Linked DNA regions of Mus musculus: region 1 is linked to region 2. Evidence: chromatin loops called from intact Hi-C (ENCODE). Cell type or tissue: left cerebral cortex. All regions are shown on one strand.

Evidence for each region. Peaks named below come from ENCODE experiments on the same cell type or tissue, not always from the same donor. Only the 100,000 strongest peaks of a DNase experiment are listed, where the experiment ranks them.
Region 1: it touches region 2 in a loop (5-fold over the local background); 2 of 42 quality-filtered maps call a loop at or near these places.

The regions. Positions count from the first base shown.
Region 1 is chr2:61,812,912-61,817,911 of GRCm38, reverse strand. It overlaps Tbr1 (T-box brain transcription factor 1), which reads right to left. Exons shown (of 6, transcript NM_009322.3): 6 at 3,798-5,000. Among named protein-coding and RNA genes, the nearest start is that of Tbr1, 11 kb to the right of the region's middle. In left cerebral cortex, a CTCF peak has its summit at 2,810 (motif pointing left); DNase peaks (open chromatin) are centred at 2,206, 2,779, 3,044 and 4,574; H3K4me3 peaks cover 2,609 bases; H3K27ac peaks cover 4,510 bases.
Region 2 is chr2:62,510,630-62,515,629 of GRCm38, reverse strand. Fap (fibroblast activation protein) reads left to right here. Exons shown (of 26, transcript NM_007986.3): 21 at 3,190-3,244. Among named protein-coding and RNA genes, the nearest start is that of Gcg, 29 kb to the right of the region's middle. In left cerebral cortex, no CTCF peak of the experiment used is centred here; DNase peaks (open chromatin) are centred at 553, 873 and 1,956; H3K27ac peaks cover 2,469 bases.

The DNA.
Region 1 (5,000 bases), 700 kb after region 2:
ATTTCCATCAACCTCCTCACTAAGAAGGTGTGTCATGATACAAAATACAAATGCTTCTCTGTACATACAGTGAACACTGTCGTGCAGATATTTTTAAAGACTTGAAATCCAAAACAATTAAAAACCACAACTGAAGTCGAAAGTGCAGGATGTGTTTCTAAGTAATCTGGTGACAAGTAACGGGTCAAACCTCTGTGAAGAACCAGCTTGTGGTTCAGCTGCACTGTACTAATAATGTCACAGTTAGGATATTTATTAAATTAAATATTACCAGCAAGTGTCTTTTAAATGCCATACTCCCAATACTAGATTTTATATTTACTTCAGAGTTAGCATAGTAAGAAGGGGAGCTATCAGTAGAAAGTCTATTAAGCCATGTTTTTCCCCCACATTGGATTAATGGAACTATTCAAATCAAATTTTTCACGCCATGCCTTGAACACCGCTGCAAAGCATACTGTGGGTGTAAAATACACGCAAGGCACATAATAATCAGCTCAGATGAGACCAATGACTTGTACAGCATCAAGTTTACTTCACTGTGAAAGCAGAGGGGCTTTCTTTCAAGTGACTATATTTCTCTAAGTGTGACAACCTAATATATAAGCCAAAGAGGGAAAGCAAAATGACATACAACTCTCAAAACAACTGATCTAAACTAAGTATATAAGACAATAGCTAAACTCTTGCCTGTTTGCCAGTCTTCTCAGAGAGACTCTCATTTTCTTGATCTGGGAAAAGAAAATCTAACTTCAATGACTTTAGTAATTTACAAAGATTTGAAATACTTAAAAGTTCCCAGCTACATTTAAAAAAAAAACAAAAAACAAAAACCCTGATTTCATATTAGGCTACAATATTACTCATTTCAATATTAAAATTAGCCATACAGTTGCCAACATACTTAATTAAATATTTTAAAATCTGAATCGAGTTACTGGCCTCAAAGTTGTGTAGTTCATACATAAGCTTATCTATTGTTGCTGTTTCTTTCAAGGGAATCTAATCAGGTTTGTTTTAACACAGGATCATAGGTTCCACTCTTTTTTTTCTATCCCTGTGACTGACTACTGAGACACACGCACGCAACGTGCTGCACTTGAGACCAAGTTGAATGCTTTTATAAAATCATTTATGAACAAGCATTGTCGGACTATCAGTATAGTTTTACACTCTTTAAGAATGTATGTGGCCTCCGTTCAATAAAGCTTTGTTTCTAACCTGGATCTAAATGAGCCTTTAAAACTGCGGTGCTAAAAGAATAAATACTATCACCCCTCAAAACGTGAGTCACATGGGAAGTAAGAACCATTAACAGTTGGATTTGTCAGAGAATATAACTTCAGAATTTAAGGACATCACGTTGTCCATCTGCCCTAAGTTCCTACCTGCTAATTGCTTCCCATTATTTGTTTAAAAAAACAAAAAACAAAAAACAAAAAAAAACCAAAAAACCAGGAACAATGTGATTTGTGAAATAAACGGGTTAAGTTCCAGCAGATCAAAAAAAAAAAATCATAATGAAAATGCTGGTGGAGGTTGAAGGCAATTGAGTGCTGAGGCCGGAGGTGGTGACAGCCTGATCCTGCAGCAGAACCCCAGGCTTGCTCTCCACCCGCATGCCCACCGTCCTGCTCCTGCTGGCCTAGGCTGAGCAGCTCGCTTAGGCCTAGGCCTAAGGCCTGGGCTCTGGGTAGGCCCTCATCGCGCGGCCTCGGGGTCACCTCCGCCGCCTCTGCCCGGCGGGTTCTGCCTCCGGGCGGCGCCTCCGGACCCCAGCAGCCTCGATGGCCAGCACCGGGGCGAAGAGGCTGGAGGCCTGCAAGATGGCGCGGGTGGCCAGGGGCGGAAAGCGGGCGAGGGCAGACCCGAGTAGCGCGCTCTCGCCTCTCTGCTGCCTTCTTCCCTTGCGTGGAGACGCCATTGGGAAGTGAGGGGACTGAGTTGACGGCGAGGGCCGGCCATCCCCGGGCGGGCCTGGACTTGGGTAAAGCCACCCGGTACCCGGGGCGTGCCCTGGGCCGCCCCCAGGGCCCCAGTCGCCCGTCCGCAGCCACGGTCCCCTCGCTCCGCAGCCACCCAGCCTGGGTGCCGTCAGGGGGCCCGGAAAGCACGCGGCCCCCGAGAGGAGCGCGTGGCTGCAGCTTTCCCTCACGCTGACTCAGTCCACACAGCAGATGGCGGAGCTGCGAGGGAAACGACCTCGCCAGTGTTTTTGAAGCTGGCTAAGAGCAGCTAAGGCGCGTTTTGCTGCACGAGGCGCTCCGTTCCTGTGAAATCGCTCCTCGGAAGCTAAGGGCTTCGCTTACGCATTTGACACCACTCCGGGCCTCGCTCCTCGCCTGGACCCGGGGCCCGGGAGGCGGCGGCGGGGGGGGGGGGGGGGGTTGGAGGGGGCGCTCGCTCGGGGACGGCGCGCTCCCGCGAGCGGGTCTGGGGTCGGAGCGCGCGCTCGGCCAGCCCGCGGCCACGCGCCCTGGAGCGCTGACGCCCCCGCGAGCGCGCGCTCCTGCACGCGGCCCGGGGCAGCACGTGCTGCTGCTGCTGGGCCAGGCCAAGCGGGCTGGCGGGCGAGCGGGCGAGCGGGCGGGCGGGCTCCGAGCACAGCCCGGGGCGGGTGCACGGTCACGGGAGTACACTGCTCACTCCTCTCCCTACTCATATACACACACACCATGTTTGGTGCTTTTTTTCCCCGTCGTCTTTACTTCTTAGGTGAGGAGAGGGGAAAGGAAAAACAAAGGAAAAAAATCAGTCATCATTTTTTTCCCTCTCCATGGCACACGAGACTCCATGGAACGCCGTCTAGTGGCGGGATTGTCCAGGGAAGGCAAATCGGTGAAATCTCCCCCTCGACTTGTCATTTTAATTGCAATTTTGAAGCTTCGTTACATCTGTTGCACCACAAAGGTGACACGGGACACTCTCTGGGTGCTGATGAGTTTGATTCTGTCACCTCCAGGCCAACTGAGACTAAAGGAGAAGGTTGAACCATTTTCTTGTCCCTTTCAGGAATCACCCTCTTTGGAGACAAAAGTACAGAAGTCGCCTCTATGAGGTAAAGACAGACTTGCAAACTTTCTCATGAAATTCCTCATTGCCATTTGCTCTCAAGGGTGGGGACCTGACCTGGGTAAAACTGCAACTGAAGCGAGGATCCCCTTACAGAAGACACCGAGGTGACTCCAGGCATCACCCTCAATCCCCAGCCCCTCTCCAAAGCAAATTTTGAATTCGGTTCTTTAACAACAACCTTTCCCTGTGTTGGTTCTGTGGGTCTTTCTCCACCTCACCCGGAACAATGCCCTGAGACCTCCCTCTCTGAGAGGAAGGCCCGTCCAAGTTTGCATTTATAAAGATTCGCCAGTCACCTCCAAGGCCTCTTGGTAAAACCAAATCTTCAGCATCTGCAGGCAACAGTTTGTCTCTTGACTTGTCTTATATTGCACCCTACTCTAACCTAATGCCTCACAAATTACTGTGTGAACTTTAAAGAAATCCTTGGCTCAGCTGCAGACCCTCCTTGTCCTGTCATTTCAGCTTCGGAGAGAATGAGTGCTGGGACAAAGACAGTTTATATATTTTCCTAGAAAAGGCATACAGCAGCAAAGAGAACTATACTAACTGTAAATAAATAGGAAAAAAGTAATAGCTGGTGGTACTATAAAAGAGCGGGTGTAGGAAGTGGCTACTGTCAGACTGCCCAGAGCTAGGAAGAGGGGCTAGTCTTGCTTAACCCCTAAAAGCCATAACCTATAATAATTCTTTGCAAACTGTAAACTGCTCTCAACACCATATTTAGCATTTTACCAGATTTATTTTACTTGTTATACACAGACGATACAAACGAGCAGAAAACAAAACGATTCTCAGTGGAGTGTGTACTTGTATAAATTATTCAATTCACAGACAAAACAAAACAAATATAAAAAATCACAACATTTGATTTACAGGAGAGCCAAAGTATACCCACGTTTAGACCCTGAATTCCTATTAGGACAAATCCCCCCATAGACTGGAATCTAGATTGAATATTGTGTATGATGCATATTTCACATTGATTTTAAAGTACAAAAAAAGTATAAGTTTGCTACACAACATTAGAAATCCTACTAATCTATTTCCAGGGGGATTAATGCTCCTTATCAAATATAACAAGACTTGGGGGGAATCAGTCTTACTTGCAATAATGCTAGTGTTTTCCCAAGAAAGTCAAATTTCAGCTGTCTCTAAGTGGTGGGGGAATCGTTTTTCAAACTAAAATGCAGTAAAATATACAACTCACACAATTCATCTTCACTAGACTACACTATAGTTACCAACAATTCAGTCATCTATATCATTAGTAGATTACTCATTACAAAGATTTACAGCATATAAAGGTGGAGTGGGGTCTGAAAAGATAGTCAGAAACAGTTTATCAGCATATTTGGCACCTGCACAGACCAGTAATGGATTTGGCACTTTGGGGAAAAACAAATAAGGCAAAATAATATTGCTGATGTGGGGCCATTCCATTTAGAAGGAAGGGAGAAACACATAGAACTCCAGTTAAGTCCGCCTGGCAGGCATCGTGTCACTTACTCGACTCGCCTAGGAACAGACAACTAGCTTTTACAGGTGTTCAGGTGGATTCTCCTTAGCTACATTGTGTGCACCAGGGCACACAGTGGTTACATCATGCAACGAACTGAGAAGTGAGAAAGCCACCACTATGAAGTGCTTCGTGTTTCCAGAGCCTCTTAGAATATCTTTAATAACTCACAAGAAAACAAAGGGTGTGGGAGAAGAGAAAGAATGAGAGGAGAAAAAGAAAAGGAGAAGAAAGGAAAGGAATAAAAAGTTAAGCGTGAACTGGTTTTGTGCCTTGACAATGAGAATAAAAACTAGCCATTCGTTACAATAAATTAACACTATATACAATCATTTCACAGGCTTTGTTCCACTAAAAGTATTAACATCCCTACCATCCATCCATCCATCCATCCATCCACTCGGGT
Region 2 (5,000 bases):
CAGATATAGTACTCAACAAGAAATGAATCCTTAATTTGCTCTTATGGATGAAATAAAAGTATAGATCGGAAGCCCCTGTAAGGACCTTAATGAAAATTGTTATTTTTGGCATTCAGTGTATAAGACACAGAGTCTTGAATCCTGTCTATCAATTTTGTAATAATACTAACTTGTCTTTAGTACTTGATTGAAGATGTAATAGAGGCAGTAACTGGTGGCCATTTCTTTCCCTGAACCTTTTTTCCTAGAATGTTATCTGGAGAAAGAAAGCTCTCCTGATATAGGGCAAGGATACCACTACCATGTGCTCAGCTACTTAATGCATGCCAGGTTTTAATATGTGTCACCATATTACACTCTGTACAAAGCAGTGCAATCCTTGCTTCCAATGCATTTACAATCTGGTAAACATGGATAGGTGGTGCTCTAAGGGGAAGCATTACTGTTAGATGGGATTTTTAGTAAGTCCCTCATGAAGCATAGATCATAGAGCAGCTGCAAGACCCATTCAGGCAACACATGCAGCAGTGCAGAGAGCTCCTGGGCTGGCCCTAGCTTTGTTTGAAATCTGTTACATGAACATGTAAAAGAGACCTTAGGATCCAGTTCTTCACAAAAGGCTAAAAAGGAAAGACTGAGATGATCCCGAGAGTGATCCAACCCCCTATCTCCCAAGGAAGCCTTTTAGGAATCAGACAGTGAACACCTAACTTGAAGAAACGGGTTTGCAAGCCCTTGGCTGTCACTCTCGAATCAACCCAGAAACGGAACTGTTTTCCTTGAATCTCTTATAAAATTTTATATAGGCGAATTTTCTACATGTCAACAGAAAACCATGCATGTGCATTTGAAAACAACAGTAAGTACCAGCCAAGCCAAGCTAATAAAGGCAAACAAAGTAGAAAACAGAGGAAGAGCAGACCTCACCTCATAGCCTGCCCGTGCATGAGAATATCTGTAAGGAACAGATGGTAGCGAGTTCACAAGTGCTGGAGGAGAAGGAACACGGTTTCTTCAGGCTTCTTGGAAAATTCCACATTTAAGACAATCACAAAATTTCAGAGATTATAGGGTCAGCTCCATTTATTGGGAGTATATTCGGCATTGTATATAGTCCCATAGTCTTAATTTTATGTGATTTAAGGGTTAATGATGAAAAATTGAAAGAGAAAAAATATATTATCACACTTACAGATAGTGTCAAAAGAAAATTTCTCAAATAGCATAATCAGTCACTAGGTTTCAAGATGACCTTAGCCCAGAGTCATTTTTTTAAAGTGGGGAAAATATGTAAAGTTTAATTTAATCTCTAATATTACAAAAACACCTTATTCGTGTGTTACTTTGACTGTGTTGATTAATACATATTATCAATAGTTTCTGATATCTCGCCTTCCAGGAAGCTTTTCAGGTTTTGAGGATGAAATTTATGGAGCCTTGTTGATCTCAAAAGCTTGTATTATCTAGCTAACCTTTAGCCTAGTTCTGCCACATTAAGTGTTAATGTTTCATTTCCATGTTAACCACCAAACTATCATTTCCTGTAAATGTCATCCTTTCAGAATAAACCTAGCCAGGGAGCGGATAAGAATTTCCTGTTCCTATGTATCACCTGTTATTTGCTTTGTGCCCCAGATGCAAGGCAATATGATTGTTAGCCTCTGCAAGATCATAAAATCATGACCGATTTTATGGCTCAAAACTGTCTTCCAACACCAGTAGTGACACTATCTTTTAACAAGAAAGCGAACCTTCTCAACTCCCATTTTGATTTTGAAACGTGTGGGGGAATGGCTGAAGGGCCGGCCACGCGTCTCCTGCACATCTGCTCGCTTTTCCTTGATCAGCTTCCACACAGGTAGCAATTTTCCATTCGCTACTCCATTTCTTCCCTGTACACTCAGTGTCCTTCAGAATTCGTGTCGGGTAAGCTGTGACTAACGGGGCCTCTTCCCATCTGTTTGTCCCGGGCATTTGCCCAACTCCTCAGTGCGTCAGAAACGTGCATGCTGAGTCGATGCAATGAGCGAAATGGTTGCTATAAAATCCCTTTAAGTAATTCTAGAGAGCTGGCAAAAAGGGTTCAGAGGTAGAGCACTAGCATAGGAAACCTAAGGACCTGGGTTCGATTCCCAGAACAACAAAAGAAAAGGAGAAAGTCCATTATTCCATTAACAACAACAACAACAACAACAACAACAACAACAACAACAACAACAACAGACATGCGTGTTCTACTTCCGGAGAACGAACGAGAAAGGCATAAAGAGAAAGCAGAGGCCACACCAATGTGTTTTGGAGACTGTGCCTCACGGGGTCCCTCCCTTCCATCTGTCTGCTGTGGCGCTCTCCAGGGCCCACTCACTCCGGTCACCCCTTCTTTCTTCCCTTGCTTCTGATCTCTATAAAGTTTACTTGAGGCTCTCAACCCATTCTCCCAATAAGTCTCATTTTCTCTAGAATACAAGAGAATCAAGGTAAAAATGAACAGCAAACATTGCTTTGGAGGCTTCCCGGGACTTTTAAACGTTTTTTTTTGTTTGTTTGTTTGTTTTGTTTTGTTTTTGTTTTTTTTGTAGTCTGTTATTCCTAAGGGAAAAAATTATTTTGAAAACGTTTTGGAAATGTGATGGAGCCGAGCAAATCATTTAACATTTTTAAAGGATACGTATAGATATATTTGGTTGTCCATACCATAGTAAATTGGAGGGCTCTGAACGGCAAGAATAGATTTGTTTTTCACTGAATACAGGATTTAATATCAAATGATGGTTATCAACAATTATGCAAATAAAGTGATACAACTTTAATAAAAACTGAATCAGCAGTGAAGCAAATATCCTTTCCAAGACCCAAGGATTTGGAAATTTGGTACTAGTAGCAATGTCATTGTATTCTAACGAGGCAATCTGGGGACAGGCTTTGATAACCCACAAGATTCAAACATTGGACCTGAGGGCCCTGGGATCAATAAGGATGAAGAGTGGAGTCTAAGATGATTCTTTTATCCTCTGTAGAAGACATAACAATATTATTTTAGTTATTTGTAAATGCAGCCTTATTATGCACGTGTTTAAACAAAGAGATGGAGCGTTTCTATTAAATCTTTGGATTAAATATGCTTGTGTAATGAAGTAAATGTCATGTGTACACAATTAAAATTCTAAAAATTTGTTTCTTCCACTTCAGAAAATTCATAGAAATGGGTTTCATTGATGAAGAAAGAATAGCCATATGGGGCTGGGTGAGTTGTTTTATACATTCTCTGCCTGTTACTCAGTTCGGTAATCCTCATTTTCGAAAGTATTCACTTAGAAGGTTTTGCATGAAATGTCAGTATTGCAACATAATTTAATCTGTCAATAGAAACAGTCAATTTGGATAATAACAGCTTTGAAGTGGTGGTTTTAAGTGTTTGTTCCTTTTTTTTCTGATTTAATTTCTTCACTGTATATCAAATGAATCCATAATTGACACATTTTTACTTAATTTTTAATACTAAATTGTAGCATATTGAACTGAACTATGCCCTTCAAAGGTTTGATTGCCTCCCTGATTTAATATTTATTTTATGTTTTATATTTCTTTTTTATAAAAATCTGAGCTAAGGGTTGAAATGATAGGAACTTTTGGTATAAAAATTGCTTAGTATCTATCTAGACCAGTATAATCCTAACAGAGCTGTTAGGCATTTTTGTCTTTGGGGAAGATCAAAGTATCCCTTAGACCCAATGTGCATTGGTCCTAATCTGAAAGTAAGCATTGTTTGTCTCCTTAGCTCTTGGTTTTGGAAATGACACTCCCCCCACTTGTAAGGACTGATACATTTATTAATAATAAACACAAAACTGAGTGCCAGACTTTATTAATTGTGAGCAATGAAGTCATTGGAGACTCTAGGGAAATATTGGGAAAGTTTAAGTTTGCCCATTATGAATTATGATAATTACCCTTCAAAGAAGTCTCCCTGCTTCACATTTTGGTCTGGATTTGGACATTTGCAAGTCAACTTGCAGTCAGTTGGGCTTGGGTTGTTTGTGTTGGCTGTTTTCTGTGAGAGAAGCCTGCACAGGATGGATGGAGGGAGTGAAACCCCTGCATTGAACAGAATCTGCAATATCCAGCTCAGCTCCGAGCTCAGCGACCAGATAAAGGGCTGTTAGGAATTTGGAGAAAATTGTTACTGCAATCCAGTTGTTCCTTCTCAAAACTACCCAATGTTAAGTTTCTAAGCAGGGTGGATTCAAATGGGTAGAAGCAAGTGAAATGTTTTTATAGGGGAATATTTCAGATAAGACCTTTGCTACTATCCATTTTTTGTTTGTTTGTTTGTTTATTTTTGGTGAAATGTCTAAAGTAGATCTTTGACAGAGTCTCATTCTAAGGAAATCATGTATAATCATTAACATTTTGCTTAGAGCGATGCTTTATTTTTTGCTGTAGGTTCTGAGTAACCATAAACTAGAACATTCCATTTCACTTACTGAACATGGTTAGGTATTAGTTTGGTAGAGAATCTTCTATACGGGCTCACCTGAAAACTCACTCATCACCCAGCAGTGCATTTATATCAACCCAGAATCCTTCAATAAAAGAAGCTTACCATATCTGATTGTGTAAATACCATCAGAAGAAATAGTATTTTATTTTTATTGCACTGCCAACTCTTTCACATAGTCATGGTCATGAAGCAGATTTGTAGGAGCAATTTTTAAAGAAGAAAGCAATGAGTGGCTTGTCAATGCATGCCATACCTGAGTAGACCCCAAGTGGCTGGAGGAAACAAGGTGCCCATAATGCTATGCCTCTTTATATATCAGTTCTTCCAGTTTGGGGCAATCCATTAACACATATGTCTGGTCTCTGACATCCATTCCTTCATCCTTGTAAATCATCATTATATCTCATCTAGGTCACCTGTTAGCCAATTTATTTTATTTTTTTCTGACACAGTCTCATGCATCTCAGATTACCTTTCAACTACCTATATATCTGCGAAT